2 separate regions of the Homo sapiens genome follow, and region 2 is linked to region 1. The links are chromatin contacts, found by Hi-C or POLR2A ChIA-PET in ENCODE. All regions are on one chromosome and are shown on one strand. The core of a region is the stretch at or near the end of the contact, and the rest is flanking DNA. Distances in the headings are between cores, read along the strand shown.

The links. A loop is a pair of places that touch in the nucleus more often than their neighbours do. ChIA-PET counts read pairs that join two places held with the same protein, here RNA polymerase II (POLR2A). Pooled maps may share reads with other maps.
Region 2: a map of endothelial cell of umbilical vein shows a loop between it and region 1 (5-fold over the local background). The contact joins two enhancer-like sites. A Hi-C loop is called at or near these places in 3 of 168 maps with a recorded cell type or tissue (CD4-positive, alpha-beta memory T cell, endothelial cell of umbilical vein and naive thymus-derived CD4-positive, alpha-beta T cell), 1 of 37 single-sample maps with no recorded cell type and 2 of 50 pooled maps. POLR2A ChIA-PET finds 5 or more read pairs at or near these places in 2 of 52 experiments (A673 and PC-9).

What each region holds. Positions count from the first base shown.
Region 1 is chr12:98,437,111-98,442,304 of GRCh38, forward strand. No RefSeq gene overlaps it. Among named protein-coding and RNA genes, the nearest start is that of TRD-GTC1-1, 64 kb to the right of the region's middle. Within about 2 kb of position 3,066, at least 9 of the 41 ENCODE cell types and tissues checked have a DNase peak (open chromatin) inside an H3K27ac peak, as active enhancers do; they include A673 and endothelial cell of umbilical vein, where a contact is called at or near this core.
Region 2 is chr12:98,397,701-98,402,256 of GRCh38, forward strand. No RefSeq gene overlaps it. Among named protein-coding and RNA genes, the nearest start is that of TRD-GTC1-1, 100 kb to the right of the region's middle. RefSeq lists enhancers at 1,152-2,351, 1,804-1,853, 2,064-2,113 and a silencer at 3,849-3,908. Within about 2 kb of position 2,016, at least 5 of the 41 ENCODE cell types and tissues checked have a DNase peak (open chromatin) inside an H3K27ac peak, as active enhancers do; they include A673 and endothelial cell of umbilical vein, where a contact is called at or near this core.

The sequences.
Region 1 (5,194 bases), core at 1,816-4,315:
GCATATATAAGGTAAGAACCAGAACCAATAGGTGGAAGCTTTAAGAAAGCAAATGTGGACCTTCTAATGGAGGTGGCCCCATTTAGGTCAGACCACCACTGGCAGTGTCTTCGTGCGAATAATGAACAGCAGGGATTTTGATGGAGGGTATTTGAGAATCCACAGGATGATTCATCTAGAAGACCTTTAATGTCCTTCCCAATCTTAAAATTTAATGATGCAAAGAAAGATTTAGGAGGAAACTATGAAAACATGACAACTAAATGTAATGTGGGACCAAAGGTTGGATTCTGACCACAAAAAGAACATTCGTTAGGAAAATTGAGGAACCTCAAAATTTGAATAAGGTCTATAGATTGGTTAATAATATTGTATCAGCCAGGCGCAGTGGCTCATGCCTGTAATCCTAGCACTTTGGGAGGCTGAGGCAGGTGGATCACCTGAGGTCAGGAGTTCGAGACCAGCCAGGCCAACATGGTGAAACCCTGTCTCTACTAAGACTACAAAAATTAGCTGGGAGTGGTGGTAAGAGCGTGTAATCCCAGCTACTAGGGAGGCTGAGGCAGGAGAATTGCTTGAACCCGGGAGGCAGAGGTTGCAGTGAGCTGAGATCAAGCTACTGTACTCCAGCCTGGGCGACAGACGACAGACTCTGTCTCGAAGAGACTGTCTCAAAAAAAAAAAAAGTATCAATGTTACTTACTTTCCTAGTTTTAGTAGTTATATTATGGTTATATAAGAAGTGAACATTAGGAGAAGCTGAAGGAAGAATATATGGGACTCACTGTACTATTTTTGCAACTTTTCTGTAATCATAAAATTATTACAAAATAAAAACTTTTTAAACACTATCTCTGCTATTTATTAGCATCATTGTATTGCACAAGTTGGTTAACTTCTCTGACATACAATTTCCTTATTTTTGTAGAATAAAGATAAAATTCCTGTATTGCAGAATTGTTAGAATTAAATGAAAGAATATTGCAATGCACTTTGTCAGAGTGCCTGCACATAGTGACTGTTCAATAAAGGTGATTATTACTTTAAAAAAATTAAATAACAATATCAAAAACTTTAAAAACAAGTCTATAATACCAAAGTTCTAGACAATAGTGTGTTGCCCACCTATTCCTCAGGACTAGCCTCTCTGGAATTTACCTAAAATTATTGTTTACTTATTAAGTTTATCAAATGAGCTAAGCTCATTAGTGTACAAACAGAAAACAGTTTCATGTTTCTCTGATAACCCCTTCAGAATATGATACATCACAGCATCCTTCCCCAGCTCTGGGCAATATCTTGGGCTTATCTCATAGATTTTGAAATTACTTTCAAGAATGAAAACTCATTAAACATTTCTATTAAAAACTTCAGGCCAGGCACCGTGGCTCATATGTGTATTCCCAGTGCTTTGGCAGGCCAGGGTAGGGGGATTGCTTAAGGCCAGGAGTCCAACACCAGCCTGGGCAACATAGCAAGACCCCATCACTACAAAAAACTTAAAATTAGCTTGGTATGGTGGTGCATTCTTGCAGTCCTAGCCACTCAGGAGGCTGAGGCAGAAGGATCTCTTGAGCCTAGGAGTTTGAGGTTATAGTGAGCTATGATCAGACCACTGCACTCCAGCCTGGGCAATTGAATGAGACCCTGTCCCTGAAAATAAAAGGAAAGAAAAAAAAATACTTCAATCGTGTACTCAGTGCAGTCTCAGCCTGGTGTGGTGACCTACAGCATGGGAAGGAGGAACTGTCTGCTCTTCTTCCAACTCTTTCACATGGCTCCCTCTTGCTCTGCTGTGTCTGGGCTCTCCAGGGTCCAGTCAGGGAGCAGGGGGATTAAGGGAAGAAGGGCAAATATATCTTTGTGGCAGATGCTCTTGTAATACAGTATACCATGGCCTTGCAGTAGGAGGAGCCCAGATGCTGGCTCTCTCCAATGGGAAGCATTTGTGGGGCTTTTGAAGGCTCTCTGTGGGGACCATCTGGCTGAAAAACTCCCTTCAAAGTCAGTGCACTCTCCCACTTCTCCCAGAAGTTTCTTTTTTTTTTTGAGACAGAGTCTCCTTCTGTTGCCCAGGCTGGAGTACAGTGGTGCAATCTCAGCTCACTGCAACCTCCTCCTCCCAGGTTCAAGAGATTCTCCTGCCTCAGCCTCCCGAGTAGCTGGGATTACAGACATGCGCCATCACACCCAGCTAACTTTTGTATTTTTAGTAGAGATAGGGTTTTGTCATGTTGGCCAGGCTGGTTTCAAACTCCTGACCTCAAGTGACCACCCACCTTGGCCTCCCAAAGTGCTGGGATTACAGGCATGAGCCACCATGCCCAGCCTTCTCCCAGAAGTTTCTTGCAAATTTCTCAGCTCCTGCTCAGAAGTACAGCATATAACAGCTCATTGCTGGAGTCCCTTCACCCCATAGGCAGCACTTCTGATTCAAGGCCAGCTGTTTTCCATTGTAGTGCCTCGGAAACGCATGCCCTCACCACTACAAATTCTGGCTGTGTAAACAGGTTCCACTATGACCCTCTCATTTAGGATTCCCTGGTGGTTTCAACCAACACCCACCCCCCCAAATTCCAGACTCACCAGGCAGGAAGCAAACCCTAGTTTCCATTCATTTATGTCCCTAAATGCCGGAAGACACAAACCCACTCCTTCATAATCTCTCCTCCTCCACTCTACTCCAATCCCAGGACACCACAGGAGCCCTGAACTCTCTCAAGAGTTTCCCCAGAGGAAGAGAACAGGAAATGCCATGACACTATCCCTACCCCAAGGCCACTTTCTAATCCCCTTCCTCCTTTTCAGCTGGAGGATATGACTGAGGTTGATAATCACCATACTAGTTTTGCTGTCGCTTCATAATTTCTGCATGGATATGTCTGTGCTAATATCCTATTCAGAAATCTGGGGATAATTATCACCTCTTGCTCTCAACTTTGGGGATTCAGATAAAATTTCAAGACACCATGAAAAGTCCCATTTGATATTCTGTTACACTTAAAACACACCATGACGCTTTCCATATGAGCTCTCCGCCCTCGTCAGGGCTGTCTGCAGATGACACAATGGGAAACAGAGAAGCTGTGACTATTGGCAGAGTACTGCGTCTGGGCTGCTGAGATAAGACTTTTGGAAAGATTCAAACCACAGGCTTTTGCAATAGTTACACAATCACTTCCACCCCACCCTCAAGCTGAATGTCTTCCAGAAAGCAGAACATTCTTTAGGAGGTGATTATATAACTAAAACAGAAAAGGTTGTAACTGATGTGTGGGAATATCATTTAAGGGTTTGAAAATATATCAAATCAGAATGAAACACTTAATTAGGACAGGATAGCTTTTTATAGTTAAAGGTGATGCTGTAGAGAGGGGATTTAAATCATTCTGAATTACCCAAGGACTACCTTATGGAAACTACAGGGAAGCCAGTTTGGGACTCAAAAATATGCATTCATTCATTCACTCATTCATTCACTGAGTTCCTGCAAGGCTTCAGGCTCTGAGTTGGGGCTGATGTTGACGCAATGGTTAAGATTTGTTCCCTGCCCTCAAAAGAACTCAAAGAAAATCTCCATAACAGAATAAGGTGCCACCAGAGAAGAAATCATTATTCGAAAAAGATACTTGCACACGCATGTTTATAGCAGTACAATTTACAACTGCAAAATCGTGGAACCACCCCAAATGCCCATCAATTGATGAGTGGATAAAGAAACTGTGGTATATATATATATATATATATATATATATATATATATATATATATATATATATATATATGATGGAATACTATGCAGCCATAAAAAGGAATGAATTAACAGCATTTGCAGTCACCTGGATGAGACTGGAGACTAATACTTTAAGTGAAGTAACTCGGGAATGGAAAACCAAACATCGTAAGTTCTCACCGATATGTGGGAGCTAAGCTATGAGGATGCAAAGGCATAAGAACGATACAATGGACTTTGACGACTTGTGGGAAGACAGAGAGGGGTGAGGGATAAAAGACTACCACTATGGTGCAGTGTATACTGCTTGGGTGATGGGTGCACCAAAATCACACAAATCACCCCAAAGAATTTACTCATGGCCGGGCGTGGTGGCTCACGCCTGTAACCCCAGCACTTTGGGAGGCCAAGGTAGGCAGATCACCTGGGGTCAGGAGTTTGAGACCAGCCTGGCCAACATGGTGAAACTCCGTCTCTACTAAAAATACAAAAATTAGCCAGGTGTGGTGGCGGATACCTGTAATCCCAGCTACTCAGGAGGCTGAGGCAGAAGAATCACTTGAACCCAGGAGGCAGAGGTTGCGGTGAGCCGAGACCGCACCATTGCACTCTGGCCTGGGCAACAAGAGTGAAATTCCATCTCAAAAAAAATTTAAAAAGAGAACTTAGTCACATAAGCAAATACCACCTGTATTCCAATAACTTATGGAAAATTTTTGAAAATTAAAAAAGAAAAAGAAAAAAATTTTTTTAATCATTAAAAAAACTCATTTACATATTTTTTTAAAAAATAAGTACTGAGATCCCCTAAGGATCTGCCATATATGTATCCTGGAAGACCAATGAAGAGGGAGGATTCAAGTTCAAAGAGCAGGAGAAGAGAAGCAGTGAAACAACTGATCTTTAGGGTGCCTTCTATCCTTGCAAACCTGAGGCTCTGTTTGTGCTCTGGAACGCTCAGACATAAGCCATGATGTCCTGCTGGCTATGTGCTGAAGGAGCTGACTTGGTCCGTTGGATGTTTGCTGCACAGGAGGTTTTTGCAGAGTAGGACTGGCTAGGTTAAAAAAAAAAAAAGAAAGAAAGGAAAAAAAATAGCTCTCAACTTCTAGCTCCTCCTACCTAGCTAATCCCAGAGCATCTAGCAAGTGAGACAAGAGGTAGAGAGTGGGGCTGGGCATGATGGCTCATGCCTGTAATCCCAGCACTTTGAGAGGCTGAGGCGGGTGGATCACCTGAGGTCGGAGTTCACAACCAGCCTGGCCAACATGGTGAAACCCTGTCTCTACTAAAAATACAAAAAAAATGAGCCAGGCATGGTGGTGGGTGCCTGTAATCCCAGCTACTAGGGAGACGAGGCAGGAGAATTGCTTGAACCCGGGAGGCAGAGGTTGCAGTGAGCCAAGATCGCGCCATTGCACTCCAGCCTGGGCAATAAGAGCAAAACTCAGTCTCAAAAAC
Region 2 (4,556 bases), core at 766-3,265, 40 kb before region 1:
ACCCAGTGGCCACAATGGAGACTGTCAGAACCAGGAAACTGATCCGCGCTTTGGTTGTCCTTGGACCTGAAGCGCCTTGCAAATGCTCGGAAATATTCTGAACCAAATTGAGTTGAATTAAATGTAATTGTGCCGGGCGTGGTGGCTCACGCTTGTAATACCAACACTTCGGGAGGGCGAGGCGGGCGGATCATCTGAGGTCAGGAGTTCAAGACCAGCCTGGCAACATGGTGAAACCTCGTCTCTACTAAAAATACAAAAAAATTAGCCGGGTGTGATGGCGCACGCCTGTAGTCCCAGCTACTCGGGAGGCTGAGGTGGGAGACTCTCCTGAACCTGGGAGGCGGAGGTTGCAGTGAGCCGAGATCGCACCACCGCACTCCAGCCTGAGCTACAGAGCCAGACTCCATCTCAAAAAAAAAATGTAATTGAGTTGGAGTAAAGTGAAGGGAATTGAATTAGCATAAAATGAACAGGGGTATGTTGGGACAAAGACCAGGGTTTGGTGAACTGTTCCTAAACCCATGCAAGCACTGTATACTTTAGGCCAAAGGGAAGCATCCTCTCTGCATCTTGCACCAAGGAGAGAGTTTTGTCAGAAAAGATCTCAAAAAAGTCAGGTGTCCGTGTATGTTCTGGCTAAATGAAGGTCAGATATCGTCCACCAGGTCTACAGTATAAAGCCAGTTTCTAATACTTTACAAATAAATACTGAATAAACAAATACAGGCCAGGAGCGGTGGCTCATGCCTATAATCCCAGCACTTTGGGAGGCCAAGGCAGGCGGATCACCTGAGGTCAGAAGTTTGAGACCAGCCTGGGCAACATGGTGAAACCCCATCTCTACTAAAAATACAAAAATTAGTCGGGCATGGTGGTGCACGCCTGTAATCCCAGCTGCTCGAGAGGCTGAGGCAGGAGAATCGCTTGAACCCGGGAGGCAGAGTTTGCAGTGAGCCGAGATCACGCCACTGCACTCCAGCCTGAACGACACAGTGAGACTCCATCTCAAAAAGTAAATACAGAAATAAACAAACATGTGCAAACAAAATATGAACTCAAACCTTAATAAACAGGCCGAAATGAAAGGAACAACTCCTCAACTGCCACCATCAGTCTTGGGAGCCCCTTCCTTGGTGTCCAGCTGCACCTAGAACCCTCAACTCCCATTCCAGCTATTTCTGCCTTGTGTCGTGGCGGCAGGTTTAAAGACCTCTCCCCACTTTGGGTTGTGAACTCCTACATTTTCTTAGCACCATGCCCATCATATAACAGACAAGAAATGGGAGGGAGGAAGGGAGGAAGGGAGGAAGGGAGGCAGGCATCCTTACTGTAGCACTGATATATAATTTCAACAGAAACCATTTCTGTCTGTTTTGACACAGGCCTGTGGTCCCCTAAACAGAGCTTCTGCCATTTTCGTGAGGCTTTCTGGCTGTAGGGGTGATCACAGTTACAAGCTGCCCAAGTTCTTATTTGGCTTCAAAGAGATCCCCATTTTTCTTTTGCTTTTTGTTTAATTTGGTCTACTTTCTTCCTGTTTTCAGGTAGCTTCCAAACATGCTGCATGGTGTAGAGTAAATCTATAATGAGGTGGAAAAATAACACCCAAAGTTCTTGACAATTTACAAACATCTCATTTGGGATTGCTGTGAGACAGGGGCACCGCTTCACAGATGTGGAAACTGAGACCAGAGAAATTAGAGGGCTTGCCCTAAGTCACAAAGTCCACAGCAGCACAGGGACAAAACTGAGGTCTCCTCACTAGCGGAGGACACCTTCATACCTAGCAAACTTCTTGCAGGTTCAGTACAGCAGGGCCCCATCACTAGTTTTACTCGTAGACAAAGGGTTTCAGCAGAGATGTTGTTCTAAGTCCTAATCTGGGACCTATTTTGAGGCATTTCTTCTTTGTCTTTTCACAAAGTCCACCCCGCAGAAGCCAAAGGCTTGCCTTCAAAGCTGTGAGTGGCCTCCTGCCGAGGGCTCAGCTGTGGGCGTTGTCTGCTGCTCACACCGGGCCTCTCTCTGCTGAGTCATCCTTCCTTCCTTCCCACGTCCCCCCACGGCATCTACACTCAGAGCACTTCAAAGCCATTTGGGGCTTCTCAGATCTTTATGCCTTCGTGGTCCTCTAGAAAACTATTTACCAGAGATAAACTCCCGGGGAGAAATTTTGTTAAATCAGATATGAATCACAAGTAAGGATGGTTTTAAAGGAAATAAAGGCATTCTAGGGAGAAAAGAAGGGCAGGGGAGTCTTTGTTGGGAAGAGTATTTAAATTAAGATTTTCATTTACAGCACCGATGAGTCTGAAATGAAAGCAATCACCACCATGAGAACAAGCTATAGCTGCATATTAATATTTTTAAATTCCTCTTTTCTTAAAAGATTCATTACACACACACATACACACACACACACATTGTGCGTGCACGTGCGCACACAAACACACACCCTCTGCACCTACATGTCTGCCATGGAAACTCTACTCTTATTTTAGGTGAGTTGAACTCCTCTGTGAAGCTCTCCCTGTTGGCTAAAGTACCCCCTCTCCTGCCCACGTTCCTACCCCTTGCACACCCTGCTTAATCCTTGCCTATATTTTGGTTGCCTCACTAGCCTATAAGCTTCCTGAGGTCAAAAATGCTGTGAAAGAATAATCATCCCCCTTCAGCGTTCAGAGAACAATCAAGATGATTCTGGACAATTACTAAGCCAGTCACAGGCTCACAGCTCTGCCTGAACACTGCACTGGGCCTGATTTATTGGGTTGAAAACCAAATCTCTTATAAATACATCATCTTCTCAGACACATGCTTGCAGCTATTGTCTAGGGAGGGAGAATACCCATCCATGTACCCTTGGAGGACGTTACAAAGACAGGATAAAAGAGTCTTCTTTTAATGAGAGGGGTTCATCTGTCACTGGCTGAGCCTAAAGGATTTAATTTTTAACTCTTATAAAGTTCTTATCCCCTGTTACCCCAGAGTGTCAGTTTTTAGATTATGAATTTACAAGCTCCTTGAGGGCAGGGAGAGACTCTTCTTTAAACACCTAACAGTGTAGCTGGGCATAGTCACTCATGCCTGTAGTCCCAGCTACTTGGAAGGCTGAGGCAGGAGAATCGCTTGAACCCAGGAGGCAGAGGCTGCAATGAGCCAAGATCGCACCACTGCACTCCAGCCTGGGCGACAGAGCAAGAACCTGTCTCAAAAAAATAAATAAATAAACTAACAGCAGTTCTTACTCTGTTTCAAGACATAGGGTCTGCTGAGGTTTTAGAGAGCCCCATAAGTCACTCCCTGTCTTCCCCTTCTGAATTCCAAATCAAGTAATAAGTAAGGTACAGGAGTCCTGGTGATAAAATTATAATAGCTATTATTAATAACATTATGTTCTAGGAACCATGAGTACTTAGATATGTTAAGTCATTTAATAGTGTTACCCAAGCTTTACAGGATAGGAAACTGAGGCACATGAAGTTGAATCATTTGCCCAAGGTCGTACACCTAGAAGGTGGCAGAACTGGGATTTGTACCCAGTAGTGGCCCACACTTATAACCACCATGCAATGCTGCCTCTCAAACACCCACCATGCCAATGGAGCTAGGGGGAGAGCAAACCTTGGTTCTATAGTCAAAGGGGCTTCCTAAAGCATCCCTTGTAAATTGAAATTTACTCCTCCAAAACGTCAGGCCTCCCCTCGCAAGGGCAGAGCCTTCCCCTTATTGGAGAGCAGATGACAATATGCCCTCTCAGGCAGAACTGGCCGCACAATTTTCAAGGACCAGTGCCAAATGAAGACGTGGGGCCCCTTGTCCAAAAGTTGTTAATAATTTCAAAAGGGCAACAGCAGGGCATTAAACCAAGCATGAGGCCCTTCTGAACACAGTGCCCTGTGCAGCCACACAGATCACACACCCATGCAGCTGGAGAGGAGCCAAGCAGGCACTTAGAAGCAAGACCCCTTGACCCAAGCACTCTCACTTCCTTCCCTAACCAGAGAAATGGCCCCCCGGGAGGAGTGAGCCAGGTGGCCGAGGGAATGTTCCCATGCTGTATGCTTCTGGGGAGTAAAATAAAAATTCCTTCTCCTCAACAGTAAATAAAGAATGGGGAAGAAAAAAAGAAAACAGAAAAAAAAAAAAGAATGGGGAAGAAACGATCCACCATACAGGGACCTATTTTGAGAAGATGGTGAAAATTGTACATATGCACACTACATTTTGCACACAATTTCATGGGTTTCACAAATCCCTTGAGTATATCTCTGCAAATCCTTCTATGCTTAAATGCCTTAAGCATAGAGGGGATGAGATGGCAATACACATACATACACATATATGTATTATATATACACAAATATATATATGCATATGCACATGTAATACACACACAAACACACACACACACACACATATATATATATACACACACACACACAAGAGATCCCTCAAGGTCCCTTCTGGCTCTCGGATTCTTTGGCTCTGACCATCACAACTTAATCACCAGCTGATCTTCCTGAAACTTTAATCCCAGCAGAGTTCTATCT